Linked DNA regions of Homo sapiens: regions 2 and 3 are each linked to region 1. The links are chromatin contacts, found by Hi-C in ENCODE. All regions are on one chromosome and are shown on one strand. Each heading gives the region's core, a stretch centred on a gene start or an enhancer-like site at or near the end of the contact. The rest is flanking DNA. Distances are from core to core; before and after follow the strand shown.

Evidence for each region. A loop is a pair of places that touch in the nucleus more often than their neighbours do. Pooled maps may share reads with other maps.
Region 2: a map with no recorded cell type shows a loop between it and region 1 (2.0-fold over the local background). The contact joins the promoter of LINC01810 here to the promoter of LINC00487 in region 1. A Hi-C loop is called at or near these places in 2 of 37 single-sample maps with no recorded cell type.
Region 3: a map of IMR-90 shows a loop between it and region 1 (3-fold over the local background). The contact joins the enhancer-like site here to the promoter of LINC00487 in region 1. A Hi-C loop is called at or near these places in 2 of 168 maps with a recorded cell type or tissue (IMR-90 and psoas muscle), 1 of 37 single-sample maps with no recorded cell type and 7 of 50 pooled maps.

The regions. Positions count from the first base shown.
Region 1 is chr2:6,768,870-6,771,878 of GRCh38, reverse strand. LINC00487 (long intergenic non-protein coding RNA 487) reads left to right here and starts at 1,568. Exons shown (of 6, transcript NR_038369.1): 1 at 1,568-1,800.
Region 2 is chr2:5,811,076-5,814,084 of GRCh38, reverse strand. It overlaps LINC01810 (long intergenic non-protein coding RNA 1810), which reads left to right and starts at 1,489. Exons shown (of 4, transcript NR_146954.1): 1 at 1,489-1,546; 2 at 2,301-2,464; 3 at 2,813-2,868.
Region 3 is chr2:5,914,020-5,917,028 of GRCh38, reverse strand. No RefSeq gene overlaps it. Among named protein-coding and RNA genes, the nearest start is that of SILC1, 17 kb to the left of the region's middle. Within about 2 kb of position 1,573, at least 5 of the 41 ENCODE cell types and tissues checked have a DNase peak (open chromatin) inside an H3K27ac peak, as active enhancers do; they include IMR-90, where a contact is called at or near this core.

The DNA of each region.
Region 1 (3,009 bases), core at 319-2,818:
TCCTCCCAGACAAATCCAAACCCACATGCCTGGTGTTCCTGGCTCCTTGGGAAGGAAGAAGGAGGGAGTTGCTGCTCCTAATTGAAACAGGCAGTTAGGTCTCCTATGCAAATCCCCTTGCTGTAATTGGCACTGTGAGTGCCGCCTGCTCATTCCTCCGTTTCCCGCTAGGGGAAGGTCATCTTGGTAAGAGATGTGTCCACACGGGGTGGGCTCTGAGCTGCTCAGAAGGAACTCTGCAGAAGTGGGGAACCATTGACTCACACCCTTCCCATAGGTGGTTTCCTTCAGGCTCCAGCAATTTTTTACAACAAGGTGGTACAATGAGAAAAATACCGCTCTGCTGTTAGACCACATATTTCAATCCTTGTACTTCCTAAGAGTTCTGATAGTCCAAGAGGCTGGGGGCTATGGCCATGTTTCTCACTCGAATTGCCCTGGTACTGAAATGCATCACGTGTAGGGGAGACTCAGTGTTTGTGAGCACACACTGAGTGACTATAACTGAGTGATTTCAGAGAGACAGAAGAAGGCATGCAAATGCACTTGTCTTGAGTTGTTTTCTAGGGGACATGCTCAGGGCTCTGGGACCTACCTAGTCATCTCGCTGCCTGGAGAGGCGGCTGCTTGGCCATGTTATCTCCATGCCTTCTAAATTAGGATGCGGCTTTAGGTTCACATTCATAAATAATTGGGTTTTATGGGATAGGAAGCAGCAAGGGCTTTGCGTTGATCGGCCCTGGGTTGGGTCCTGGCCTCCCTAAGCTTTGAGAATGATTTTATCATCACCATTGCCTGCTTATGGGAAAATAGGGCGGCAGTTAGTCGTGGAGTCCCTGTGACAAAGTGGCAGGTGGATGGCTGCGCCGGGGGTCTAACCTGCGCTGTCACACTCCGTTCCCTCTTCCTTTCAGTGACAAGAATGCAAGTAATAGTGCTGAGAATCGTGTGCTCAGCTGTGCTGGGCTGAGCATTTTATGTGCATGAACTCATCCCTCCCTGCGAACTTGTGAGAAAGGTATTATTATTATCATTATTAATATTATTATTACCGTATTCTCTCTGCTTACAGACAGAGAGATTGAGGTGTGGCAAGTAGGTAGTAAAATCCACCTTCTTCTTCTGTGAGGTTCCTCCTGTTCCCAGGGGTGTGGGGACGGTGAGTGGTGGATGGGTGAGGTCTTACAATGCAAAACTGCTGATTTCTACATCCGAAAAAAATCATGAATATGAACGATTATAGCCAGATTGAAACTATCATTATTTTCGGTAAGAAAAAGTGCGTCTATTCACAGAAAGTCAGGTACTTTTCCCCAAAATCACATGGGAAAAGTGTGCAAATACAGAACAGCCCTTCCAGGAAGGAACTATTTTCTCCGAAACAGGAAATTGTTGTACATTCAGACACACCATAAATACACGTCTAGTTTGTACATGGCAATTCCAGGGTCTGAGGCTCTTCCTTCCTGGCCCTAGAATGGCGTCTCTTGCGCTGTGGGCTTCCTGTTGAGGCAGGGGCTGAGGAGGTGGGAAGCAGAGGCTGAGATTTTCCTTCACCACGGTCACAGAAGATGCGCTGTTCCAGGGGCCTGGGTGGGAGCAGCCCAGGAGCCTGCGTCTCCCCTCCTCGGCCCTGGGAGGCGGCTGGACTGTGCCACACGGGACGGGTGCTGAGGGACCGCTGGGTGCCCACCTCCCTGACCCCTCCTGCAGGGGTGCCTGCCAAGCAGCCTGGGCACTGCCGTCTGGAAGATGCGCCGTGCCGGTTCTACACGGTGTTCCCTTGCTCCAGGCAGAAAGGTCAGTCCAGGCTTCTCACTCCATCGTGGCCAGAAGCCAAGTCTCATGGCATGAGATTCAACCAAAGAGAATCTCCTGGAGCTTCTTTACCTCATCAGACTTATATCCCACACAACACACACACACCCCCATCCATAAATGTGTGTATGTATATACCACACACGTACACACACATATGCCACACACATGCACACCACACACACAGAATGAATACACATACACCACACACATAAACACACACGTGTGTATGTATATATCACACACTTAAACACACGCATGCCACACACGTGCACACCACACACACAAAATGAATACACAGACACCACACACACAAACACAGAGATATCACACACATACATACACACACCATGCAACACACAAACATGCATACACATATTCCACACACAGAAACACACAGACACCACACATATACACACAGACATGCATACACACAACACACATATAAACACACAAATGCCACACACCAACACATGCCACACACAAACATGCACACACATACACCACACACATAAACACACAATACCACACACATACACAGACACTAACACACACTACACAAACATGCACACACATACACTACACACAAAAATACACAGATACCACACACATACACAGACACTAACACACACTACACAAACATGCATACACATACACCACAGATGTAAACACACAGATACATACATACACACACACCAACACCCACACTACACACATAAACACATGCATCATATGTAACACACATTACACAGACTTATATCCCACACAACACACACATACCCACATTCAACACACACACTTGCTCACACCCCTTCCCACACAATCCAACACACACACCCCCACATTCAACACACACGCATGCTCACACCCCTTCCCACACAACCCAACACACACACACCCACATTCAACACACACACTTGCTCACACCCTTTCCCACACAACCCAACACACACACACCCACATTCAACACACACATATGCTCACACCCCTTCCCACACAACCCAACACACACACACACACGCCTCCACGTACATCTTTTTATGGTAGTTATTTTTTTGTAAGTAAAATATTTGTATAATATCAGCTTATTGTTTGCCATAGCATAACTTATTTCAAACTTGTCCAACCTGCAGCCCATGTGGCCTGGGGTGGCTTTGAATGCAGCCCAACCCAAATTTGTAAACCTTTTAA
Region 2 (3,009 bases), core at 240-2,739, 960 kb after region 1:
ATGGGCTCCTTTACTGTGTGCTCGGGTGTGATTCTTTCAGCAGGACTGCTCTGAAATCTCAAGCCCCACAGAATCATCTGGAGATTCTCGGATTGAATCTCAAGTTCCCAGTTTGTAGTGAATGCCTAAGAGTTAATAGTCGCCATTCTGGAAAAACACTGACTTTTTGCTTCATTCATTCATCCAGCCAGTAACTAAGTTACTAGTATATGCCAGGCACTGTAGAGTACTGAGTAGAAGACGCAAAACTTCTGACTTCTTCAAGTTTCTCATAGCTTGCATTCTATGGAAAAAGATAACCAATAAGCAAAATGTAAATCAAATATATGTAATATTAGATGCTGATTATTTCTATAAACAAAAATAAAGCAAGAAAGAAAGTCAAGGAGTGTGTGAGTTTGTGGTAAGGAGAAGTATAAACAAACAAAGTAGTGAGAAAGGGTACTATATTCCTGTTGTACTCATGTAGACTATACATTATGCATATTATATAAATATATACATATGATGATTATATATGCTATGTGATTACATGTAATATATGTGATAGGGTATATTATATATGGCATATAAATATGTATGTATACTTTCATATAGATGAAAAATATATACATAATATACTATATAGTCATATATGATAATATATACTATATATTGCATATGTACTATATATACAAGTATATATTGTCATATATATGATAATATATACTATATATAATGCTATACTACATATGATATATATACTATATGATACATATACTATATATGAGATTATATATGATATACATGAAGATAACATACATATGAGGTATATGTGAGCTATATATATAGAATTTACAATATATATTATTTATGTATTATATATCTGGAATACAATAAACACAATGATGTCCAGGCTAGGTTTTCAAAGATTCTTAGTCGAATGGGGGTAATGACATGTACAGACGAGCAAGTCCTAGTGTGCAAATCACACTGAGTTGGCCAGGGTGTAAGGGAACCAAGAAGCAGGCCCCTAGTAACCTCCACAGGCTCTGTGTCCTCAAGGACGGCAGAGATTCATTTGAACTATGCATAGAGACTCAGGAGTTTCTGAGTTATTCTGGAGCAGTATTTTCCATACTTCAGGTCCTGATCCAGGGGGTGATGAAATCAATCTTCTGAGTTGTGACCAGACTTCCTTAGAATGAAATAAAATAAAGTACAATAGAAGAAAAGAGAGTGAAAGAGAAAATACTAGAGTGTGGTGCAAGATTGTGTGCGTGTGTGTGTGTGTGAGTGTGTGTGTGTGTGTGTGTGTGCGAGAGAGAGAAATATTTGTTTGCATTTGTGGACAGTAGGTTAAAATGTAAATGTGAAATGTGTCCTAGTCTGGATATGTCAAAATGAGTTTATAATCCAATGTTCTAGAACACATGGAGGCTAACTCCAAACGTTAACAATGACAACAAGGCAGTCAGAGCCCTGGAGAGAGATGCACTCCTCAACATTGCCTGTTGCTGAAGATTCAGAACTAGCAGCAACACCAAAACAAAAAGATCAAGCTGGGGTAACCTGGGAAGGATGCCTCCTCCCGCTCCCTCTCCTCCTTATCCAGGGTCCCTTCCAGCTTCTCCAGGGTGCCTTCCAAGGTCCCTTTTAGCTTCTCCAGGGTCCCCTTCAGGAGTGAAGTGGACTGGGTGCACAGCCTGTGCTCCACCCCAGGAGCCTGGCAGTGCTGAGAGGAGAGTGTGTCACACCCCACGGGAGGGACCTTTTGCCACTGGGGACAATGCATTTGGGACACTTATCTATCAGCAGGAAGTTAAGATACCCCAGCTGGGAACAGCTTTAAAAGTAAAAAGTTATCTATTATGACATCCGAGGGGATTGCATCAATTAATTCGTTAAATCTATTGGTGCTCCTGGAACTTTGGAGACTTTGTGTACAGTGGAGAAAACTCTGGACATGAGTTACTTAACCTGGTTTTGAACCTCATTCCTGCCTTTAGAGATCTAGTGTGTCTGGGCAAACTACTCAAACTCTCTGGGCCACACTGACTTTATCTTGTAATGTGGGCAGTAATAACTACTTCCTAAGATCTTTATGAAGATTCTCTTAAAAGTAGTGTCTATAAAACTCCTGGTGTAGTGTCTGGCAAGCAGAGGTATACTAATTCAAGTCCTGATTGAGTTATTAGGGCACATTATCTTACCAAAATAGTAAGTGTTAGAATCTTACAAGAACTCAGAATCAAGGTTAAAAAGGAACAAGAAACACCAACCGTTCAGGACAAAGACTCTCGATATTATTTAACTTGAAGGTGACATTGTAACGAGAACTTCTCAGCTGGAGTTAATTGATTTGAACAATTCAAGTCCACCAGGCAAATCAGCCCAGGACAGCTTACCACGCTGGCCGAGTTAATTTTTTTTTCACATAGTTTTTGAACGGCTGCGATGTTAAGAGGAGACCAAAGGCTGTGAGGTGAGTAAAACCTACCTGATCTCACTGTGAATATTCTATGCTGAGGGAATTGCCTTTGTTGCTACCAGGGTTTAAGCAGCATGGTGTATTTAGGTCACATTCAGGGAGCCGTATTTCCCCTGCTGCGGTCATTGTCACTAGAAGTTGGCATATACACATCTCAGCAAGGACAGTCCCTGTCATCCTAACACACGATTCAAATACTCATCCCTGCACGATGTACTGACCAAAATACTTCTGTGTCTGTTACCCCATTTAAACTTCACAATTCATCTTGCTGTGGGCCAGATACTGTGCTAGGTACCCAGAGGGTCACTGGAGTTGTGTATTTTTTGCCTCATTTTACAGATGGAGAAAATAGAATTCACTGAATGTCAAGGGACTTGCCCAGGGACACACAGTGTGTAAGTGAAAGATTGGGATGTGAATCCGTGTCCTGATTTCAGGCTAAGAGCTCTCAGGTGTCATTCTTATATACCCAGAGACAAAATAAAGGCCAGACATTCTTCTGGATTTCTCCTTTTTGTTCCTACAACTTGACAAAA
Region 3 (3,009 bases), core at 324-2,823, 850 kb after region 1:
TCCTTTCCCTCTCATCCATTTCAAAATATTTGTATGTCTTCACTGGTATTTTTCTCCTTGTTTACCTCTCCAGAGGAAACAGAATCTTTCCACTAGACAAAGGCTCACCCCTCCATCGAGGTCCTGAATGCAATCTCTCTTATTTTTCTAACCTTCTAAGCATGTAATAATTCATCCAAACCGGAGGAAAAGGAAGCTATGATGGGAAGGCATAGGGGGCCATCAGGTCTGAACTGAGACTGCACTAGTCCAACCAAACATGCTATCTCCGACATGCCTTAAATCTCTTTCTTTACACCACCTGCCAATCAATAAATATGATGAAAAGATTCCATATTAAAAATGAATGAATAAAAGAACCCTTGATCTCTCTGATTTTCCTCTTTTATTCTTATCACCTCCAAAGTTCTAGGGAAGGCAGTCTATATCTGCTTCCTTCCCACTTCAGTTTGTTGAAATCTCCACCAGGTTCTGGATATCATTCTTGTAAAACTCATCAGTGGTTTAACTTCGGTGGAGCCTCATCCTATTTAATGTTATCCGAAATTTAACCACTGCCTACCTCTTCTTCTTAAAGCTATCTCTTTTCTTGAAATATGAGGAATGATTCTCTCCTGGCTCTCATCTCTCCTGCCTTTCTGCTTCTCGGATTTTGCTGATTCCTTTCTGTGGGGACATGGTTAATATTTGTGGGACTGTCAAACTCCTCATTGCAGCCATGGCTCCTCCAAAAGGTAGGGTTCTCCTTGGGCTTCTGATGCCTTCTCTTTCTGGGTCATTTCCACCAGCAGAGGGACCCCTTGAGGCGAGGGTGCTAATCCTTGTTCTGCAGACTATAAGGAACAGGCAGGGTTGTGTCAATACACTCGTGGGACAAGGGAGCCTGGTGAAAACCCCATGCATATGAGATAGGGGTGTGGCTGAGCAGGAGAAGGAGGACAGACAGCAAGGAGGCGAGTCGGCCTCTCTTCCAGTCCTCAAGTCTGCCCCAGTGCTTGTCCTACTGTGACTTGCCTTGGAGGAGTGAGGCATTGGAGAGGGAAAAGCTTGCATGAGCCAGGCCTGACCCTTGGGCTGCCAGTCTTCATGATACAAACCTGTATGTTTAGGAGACAGAGAGACCAGCAGGGGCAGCAGTATGAGCTGTTTTCATGAGCCCTAGTAAGTTAGAGAGGCCTTAAAATTAAGTCTACAATAAGATGATAGGCCTTCCTACTTAGAAAAAATAAGGATGCCCATCCATGTGAATAGATAGATATTCACAAAGGCAGTGCCCATGCTAACCACAGTACTGGCCGGTGGGAGGATCTCTGTTCTTAGCCTGGTCACACATTTCTCCTAGTGGACTCCAAGTTGGGTCACACAGCCCTATTGTCACTCCCTGGCTACTGAGCACAACTGCTTACAATCCACCCTGTCCCCATCCTGGGTAGCCTGGAAAATCCCTGTAATTATAAACAGGCCCTGTCTCCAAGCCATCCCTCTCCCCAGGGCCCCACCGCAAGGTGGAGACGGTGACTCAGCTTGGCCCCTGCTGGAGCTTATTTCTGTGGGCAGTCCCAGCAGGAAATCATTGGGAGTTGAGGCATTGGGAGGGCCTTCTTAGGGGCTGCTGGGTTCTGGACAGCAGGAGAGGGAGGAGAGTTGCTCGGGAGCTCTCCAAGCTAAATCAATCCTTTCCCTTTCAGCTCAGAGATAAAAACCTGGAGTGCCATTTGAGCGCTCAGCACCCAGGAATGTCCCCACACAGCTGACAGGCATCAGCTTCCATTTAGAATGTGTGAGATTGCTGGCTGCCAGACCCACCCCTGTGGTTTAGTGAATGCCAAGAAAGTCCTGGAAATGAAGGAATTAAATAGCCATAGTCCAAGCATGTATTTCTCACACTGAGAATTACTCAGCACCCTCACATAGCAGATCCGGATATGTGGGTTACAATAATCCCTTATATTTATATAGCACTTTTTAGTTTACAAAGCACTTTCAAGTCCATTAGTGCATGTGATCCTCCAGACGGCCCTATGAAACATCAGGGAAGCTATTATTAGTCTCGCCCCACTCTGCTCCCATAATTCTTTGTACATACCTCCTCTAAAACACTTATCACTTGGTTCTGTAATGACTTGCTTACAGTGTGTTACAGTGAAAAGAACATGGGCTTTGGAATCAAACAGCCTTGAGTGTGAAAGCTGGCTCTGCCATTTACCATCTGCCTGAGCTTAGGTTAGGTACTTCCTCTCTCTAAGTCTTAGTTTTCCTATTTCTAAGAGTGCGGCTAAGAAGCTGATGATCTCCCCTGGTTGTTGTAAGAATTAGAGAATGGAATGCATATGAAAGTACCAAACACTGTCAGAATGCAGTAAGTGCTCACTAAAGATTGGATCTTCTCTTCCCTAGTGACAGTGCGTGACTTAAAGCCTGGCCCCACACTTTATTTATTTTGTGTATCTCCAGAGCTTAGCACAAGATTTGGTAAATGGGCATTATTTAAAAACAAGAAAAAACAAATGCATGAATGAAAGAATCCTATTTTATAAACAAGGAAACAGAAGCCCAAAGTGGCTAAGTGCTCTATCAAGGGTGAAAGTGGAATTTCTGGTACCTTATCTGAAGTCCCCCCTGTTGCAGGTTCTCAACATCTGTTGTCAATCTTCCTATTAGTTAATTAAACTCCTGCCCCAAACACCATCCTTGACTGTTGTCGATGCTTCTGGCTTTTTCCCAATGAGCTCAACTCTTCAAGGAAATGAAAGAGCCTCATTTGCACAGAAAGGCCAGAAAACCCTAGTTGGCCAGCATCCTTTGGGTCTAAGCTATAAGCAGCGCAAATTAGCCCAGCCATTTATATGCAAAATAAGCACCAAGCCTTGAAGATTGTTTGAAAATTGCCTACCTAAGGAGTGTAAGTTAAAAGTTGATTCAAAAACTGTTTGGTTGCATCTAGGAAAGTGAATGCCAAATTGGTCTTTTCAAATTCAAATCTAAGTTAACCTTCAACTTAAAACCTAC